Regions from separate parts of the Homo sapiens genome. Here region 1 is linked to region 2. A link is a contact called in ENCODE Hi-C data. All regions are on one chromosome and are shown on one strand. The core of a region is the stretch at or near the end of the contact, and the rest is flanking DNA. Distances in the headings are between cores, read along the strand shown. Region 1 holds the start of GBX2 (gastrulation brain homeobox 2). Region 2 holds the start of AGAP1 (ArfGAP with GTPase domain, ankyrin repeat and PH domain 1).

Region 1 (2,724 bases), core at 22-2,521, 670 kb before region 2:
GCCCTTCTTTCCTTCTCCCCAACCCGGTGCTGTTGGCGGTTCAGGGCTGACGTCTAGACCCGGGAAGTTGAAGCCCGGGCCTTGGAGACTCGAGGAAGCCCCGCTCGCGCTGGTGCGCTCTGCACGGTCTGCCGTTGTCAAGAAGTGATTCCATTTTTAAAGGGAAGACAAGAGCTGAAAGTTTTTTGTTTGAAAATGGAAGAGGGGATAAGTACGTCCCTAGTTTCCCTCCACCCCAAAATTCCCTTACTTTCAAATTTGGGGGTCTTTACCGTTGTCGAGAACAGGGGAAACATCCTGAGGGGATCGGCTCCATCCTGCAGTTAGCAAAGAGGAACCGCGCGCCCTCGAGTCCTCGCGCTGGAAACCGGGCGGCGGCGCCAGGGTGAGCACTCCTTGCGTTCGCAACGTGCTTAATTAGCGCCTATTTACAAAACGCAGCTTTTATTTGAGCAAACATCATAAAGCTTTCATCAGGATAATCTCACGTTATACAATCTGGAGGCACAGCAACTCCCCCCTTCCTCCCCGAGGATGGAGCAGATAAAGGACTCTCTTTATTATCATAATTATCGTGGTTGTTATTTTGGTGCGCGCTGGCAAAGTGTGTAAATAGGTGCGATGATTAAGAATGTCATGAAAAATGAGAGACGGGATCGCTCACGGGAGGGCCCAGCCCGGGATGGGGGAAGCAGCAGCCTCCCCGCCCCACCCGGTGCGCGGACCTACAGCGAGCAACCCGGCGGGTTTCTGGCGGCGGGCAGGCGCTGCCAGCTCCCAGCCTTCGCCCCGGGGGTGGCTCCGGAGGGGCAGGACCCTGCCCCCAACTCCAGGACCCTCGCCCGGACCCCAGGCGCAGCCGGAGCACCCAGCGCTGGAGTGAGCCGCAGGCAGGTTGGTTCCATGGCAAATACAGTAAAAGAAATAAAGCGCCCCCGGCCCAGCCGTGGGGGTGCGGGCCCCGGAGGCTACCCTTCGAGGTGGCCTCGACAAGGCTGCAGGGCCCCAAGGTCCGAGCCTTGGAGGTGCCATCCGCCCGTCTCAAGTTTGCGCGGCACGGGCTAGGCATGCAGGCTCCGGCTCCCCGGCCCGCGCGCTCCGACGGTGGCGCCCGCAGCCCGCTCGAGGCCAGCTTGGGTGGAAAGGGCGGGGCCCCGCTTTCGCCCCACCCCCGCCCCGCTCAGCCAATGGCCAGAGGCGCCCAGCCCCACGTGAGGCGAGCCGGGCCAGGCGGCAGGCAAAATGTGAATGAGAAAGAGGAGCGCGATTTAAAGGTGCTGGCTGCGCCCGCCGGAGATAAGTACGCCGGCTTCGCGCGCTCCCCAGCGGCCCGCGGGAGGCGACGGACGGCGGGACGGACGGACGGACGGCAGCTTACCGGGGCCGAGGGCCAAACCCGCGAAGCGCGCGGGCTCCGACGGGCAAGCGGCGGACGGGGGCTCCGGCGAGCCCTCGGGGCCCGGGCGCCCTCTCCACTCCGGGGCGCACGGCCTCACCCCGCACACCCCCTGCACCCGCCCGGCATGCAGCGGGCCCAGGACTGAGGGGCGGAGGCGTCTGCTCTCCGGGTCCCGCTCGGCCCCTGCCCGGCGCTCCCGGCGGTGCTCCCGGCGTCCGGCGGGCTTCCCGGCGGCGGCGCGGCGCGGGGACTTTTCGCCTCTCGCTGGCCTCTACCGAGCGCGTCTATGAGCGCAGCGTTCCCGCCGTCGCTGATGATGATGCAGCGCCCGCTGGGGAGTAGCACCGCCTTCAGCATAGACTCGCTGATCGGCAGCCCGCCGCAGCCCAGCCCCGGCCATTTCGTCTACACCGGCTACCCCATGTTCATGCCCTACCGGCCGGTAGTGCTGCCGCCGCCGCCGCCGCCGCCGCCCGCGCTGCCCCAGGCCGCGCTGCAGCCAGCGCTGCCGCCCGCACACCCTCACCACCAGATCCCCAGCCTGCCCACAGGCTTCTGCTCCAGCCTGGCGCAGGGCATGGCGCTCACCTCTACGCTCATGGCCACGCTCCCCGGCGGCTTCTCCGCGTCGCCCCAGCACCAGGAGGCGGCAGCGGCCCGCAAGTTCGCGCCGCAGCCGCTGCCCGGCGGCGGTAACTTCGACAAGGCGGAGGCGCTGCAGGCTGACGCGGAGGACGGCAAAGGCTTCCTGGCCAAAGAGGGCTCGCTGCTCGCCTTCTCCGCGGCCGAGACGGTGCAGGCTTCGCTCGGTGAGTCGGCGGCGCGCGCAGCCGGGACGAGGGGGCGGGAGGAGGCGGGGGCGGGCCAGCGCCGGGTTCCCGCGGGAGACCAAGGGGGCGAGGCCGCGCCCCCGCTCGACCCCCGCGGGAGGAGCTGGAGGATGAGGCCCGGCTGTGCCGCTGGGCCTCCGGGGGACATTCAGAGCCACCCAACAAGCGGGGTCTCGGGAGGGGGGGCGTTTAGCGCCCGGCGACCAGCTGCTGCCCTGGGCCACATATCTATCTGACGATGCGTTTGGCCGAGGCCGCCTCTGCCGCTCCGCGGTGACCTGGGGTTCCGGGTAGGTTGCAGCCTCTAGGGGAGACGGGTTGGGCTGCGCGTCTCAGCCGTGCGTGTGCCCAGGGGCGCCCAGACTTTTTAAACCCCTTCGCTGGTCTTGCTACTTGTCTGGGAGAAACGGACTGCTGGGAGGCTGTGCCTGTGTGTTTGTGTTGGGGGTGTCTGGTGGGAACTTATAAGGCCACAAAACATCCCTTTGACCAACG
Region 2 (2,700 bases), core at 38-2,537:
AACACACTAAGGAGGGCAGCCCTGCACCGCCCAAACACGCCGGCCCGGGCCTCGCCCCCAGCGGCAGCACTTCTCAGAACACGTCTTCAACGTCCAGCAAGACGCCCAGGCCTGGCCTGGTAACCTGTCAGGGGTCGGGTGGCGCCGACCCCGCCGGCTGCCCCCAGGCGTCTGCTGGGCCGGGACGCTCCGGCAGCCCAGGACGCGGAGGCACCGAGCCACTTTCCCGCAGGAGAGACTCTATTGTCCACGATCAAATTAACGCTGACGATCTATCTTCCTGGCGGAGCTCGCGGCGCGGCGGGGCGCAGGCGACGCTCGCCCGGCCTTGCAAGACAAGCAGCGCCGCAGTGCTCCCTCGGCGGAGCAGCCGCGTGCCCCGGCCGGCGTGTGTGGACACCCGCACGCACACAGCGCACACCCCCGCCGCGCCGCGGGCGTCCGTGCCTTCCCGAGGCCCCAAGGCGGCCCGGCCCTCACCTTCGATGGCGATGACGTGCTCCCGGATCTGGTTCTGCAGCACCGGCTCCTCCACGCGCTCCAGCAGCTCGTAGATGGAGTAGATGTTGGGGTGGACCGACTCGAAGCGCTGGATCTCGGCCCGGATGGCAGCCGAGTTGGCCAGCTGCTGCTGGTAGTTCATGGTGCAGGCGCCGCGCCCGGAGCCGCGCGCCCCCCGCCGCCGCCGCCCCGCGCCCCGGGGCCCGCGGGCCGCCGAGCCCGGGGCGCCGCAGCCCCCGGGGAGCCGGGCCCGCCGGCGGCGGGCGGAGGAGGCGCGAGAAGAAAGGCGCGGGCGGAGCAGGCGCGGGGCTGGCCCGCGGGCTCAGTTCATGGCCGGGACGCGCGGCCGGCGAGCGAGCGGGCCCCGGCGTCCCGGGTCAGCGGGCCGCCCGGGGGGAGCGCGCCCCCATGGAGCGCGCCGCGGCGGGTGCGGCCGGCCCCGAAGGAGGCTTGCTCGGGTGACTTCCTGAGCCGCAGCCGCCTTCCAGCCCTAGGCGCTGCTCCGCGGAGCAGCCATTAAAGCCCAGGCAGCCGCCGCGCTCCGAGCGCCGGGGCCGAGGGCCGACCCCTGGGCAGTGTGGCCGCGCTGCTCTGGGCTCCTGGCCGTGGCGTGGGTCCGCGCGCTGCGTACTGCGCCGCCCGGCGCGCCGGGGCCCCCGCGCGAGCCCGCCGTGCGCCGCCCGCCGACCTGGGACCGAGTCGCAGGCGCCTTGCAAGCCGCGGAGCCCGCTCCGAGCGCCGCCCGCCGCCTGCCCGGCCGGCCCCCTCCCTGGCACGCAGGGCTCCGGCCCACGTCGGCCCCGCCCCCGCCTTCGCCCTCGCCCGCGCCCGCGCCCGCGCCCCGCCTGCCCGCGCGCTTGCCGCCCTCCGGCCGCCGGCGCTGCGTCCTCCTCGGCGCTTCCCAGCGCGCCGGATCCCGGGGAATTGCGCCAGGCCCCGCCCCGCGCCTGCCTCTGGGCTTCCTGGGACTTGTAGTCCGCGCCCCCGGCGGGCCGGGCCAGGGGGGTGCGCGGGGTGTTCACACTGGGCCGGGGTGCGGGACCCTCCCGCCGGCCAGGCCCCGCGCCTGCCAGCTCCTGCCCGGGTTCTCGCGGCGGCCCCCGCGCCCCGGCACGGGGGAGGCTGCCCGGGAGTTCGCCCGCCGCGTTGTTGTTTGTTTCCAAGCGGCTGGCTCCAGGAGCCTCTGCGACTCGCCAGTGTCCCACGGCCTCGCTTGGTTGGCGAGCCTCCCCTTCCCGCGTTTGGTAACTTTCTGCCTCCTTTCTCAAAGTAGCACACGTGCTTTCCCTTAATACATGCGATTTCTTTCCAAAGGCGAAGCGCCTCCTGAGCCCATGCGGCGTGGGGGTCCACACTCCACGAGTGGACTGAAGTTTAGACAGGGGTGCGAGATGCGACAAAATACCACAGAGGCTTTCGAGGCATCCTTCTCCCTTACAATTTTTAAAAATCGAGCCGTGGATCTCAAGCTGCTGCCTCCTGAGCGCCGCTGCCTGCTCCACGGGGTTCCTTAGCCCCTGGACCGTCTGTCCCACCGCAATCCCCGATTTAGGTCATCCCCGGGGACCCCCCGCGGAGCTGGGACCGCACTGCAGCAGCGCTTGGAAGGCTCGTCTCGCCGCTTTGAGGCAAATGGGACCCTTCAGATTTGCGGAAGCACTGGCTGCCGGGCGGTCCCACAAGGTCCTGGATTGAGGACACTGGCTGAGTCCCTGCCCCCAGCCATCGGCGTGGTCTTTCTGAAACTCAGCCAGCCGGGCCGGCATCCCCGTTTAAAGCCTGCTGAGCCTTCACCGGCTCACATGCAGTTTGCTATGGCCTAAGCACCCTGGTATCCAGCCGTGTTGGCTTACTGGCTGGGCTCCACAACTTCCCAAAGATGTGCTGACATTTTTACCATTCCGGACCTGCTTGTCTTCTCCTTGACACTTAGGCACAGGTCATCACTCCATGCCTCGGGCTGTCCACGCATAAGTAACTCTAGTAACCAAGAGGCAGGCATGTGGCCTCACCAAACCTGACCTATCAGCAGCAGCTGATCACTTGCGCTCCTGGAAACCCCTTCTCCCAGTGCTCACCAGGGCTTCCTGCTGTGTTTCTGGCTTCACTGTCCCTTTTGTGGTTTTCTTCTACTCCCCTAACCTCTAAATATGGAGGGCCCCAGGGCTTATGGTTAGGCCTCTTTTCTTTGCTATTTGC

The links. Hi-C counts contacts between places; a loop is a spot of excess contacts on that map. Pooled maps may share reads with other maps.
Region 1: a pooled map shows a loop between it and region 2 (14-fold over the local background). The contact joins the promoter of GBX2 here to the promoter of AGAP1 in region 2. A Hi-C loop is called at or near these places in 1 of 168 maps with a recorded cell type or tissue (endothelial cell of umbilical vein), 4 of 37 single-sample maps with no recorded cell type and 10 of 50 pooled maps.

Annotation. Positions count from the first base shown.
Region 1 is chr2:236,166,933-236,169,656 of GRCh38, reverse strand. It overlaps GBX2 (gastrulation brain homeobox 2), which reads left to right and starts at 1,271. Exons shown (of 2, transcript NM_001485.4): 1 at 1,271-2,208. The coding sequence starts at 1,686. It overlaps GBX2-AS1 (GBX2 and ASB18 antisense RNA 1), which reads right to left and starts at 2,215. Exons shown (of 2, transcript NR_186035.1): 1 at 1,988-2,215. LOC124906126 (a long non-coding RNA gene) reads right to left here and starts at 631. Exons shown (of 2, transcript XR_007088136.1): 1 at 273-631; 2 at 1-128. RefSeq lists an enhancer at 2,140-2,724.
Region 2 is chr2:235,492,630-235,495,329 of GRCh38, reverse strand. AGAP1 (ArfGAP with GTPase domain, ankyrin repeat and PH domain 1) reads right to left here and starts at 1,287. Exons shown (of 18, transcript NM_001037131.3): 1 at 481-1,287. The coding sequence starts at 643. RefSeq lists an enhancer at 1-33.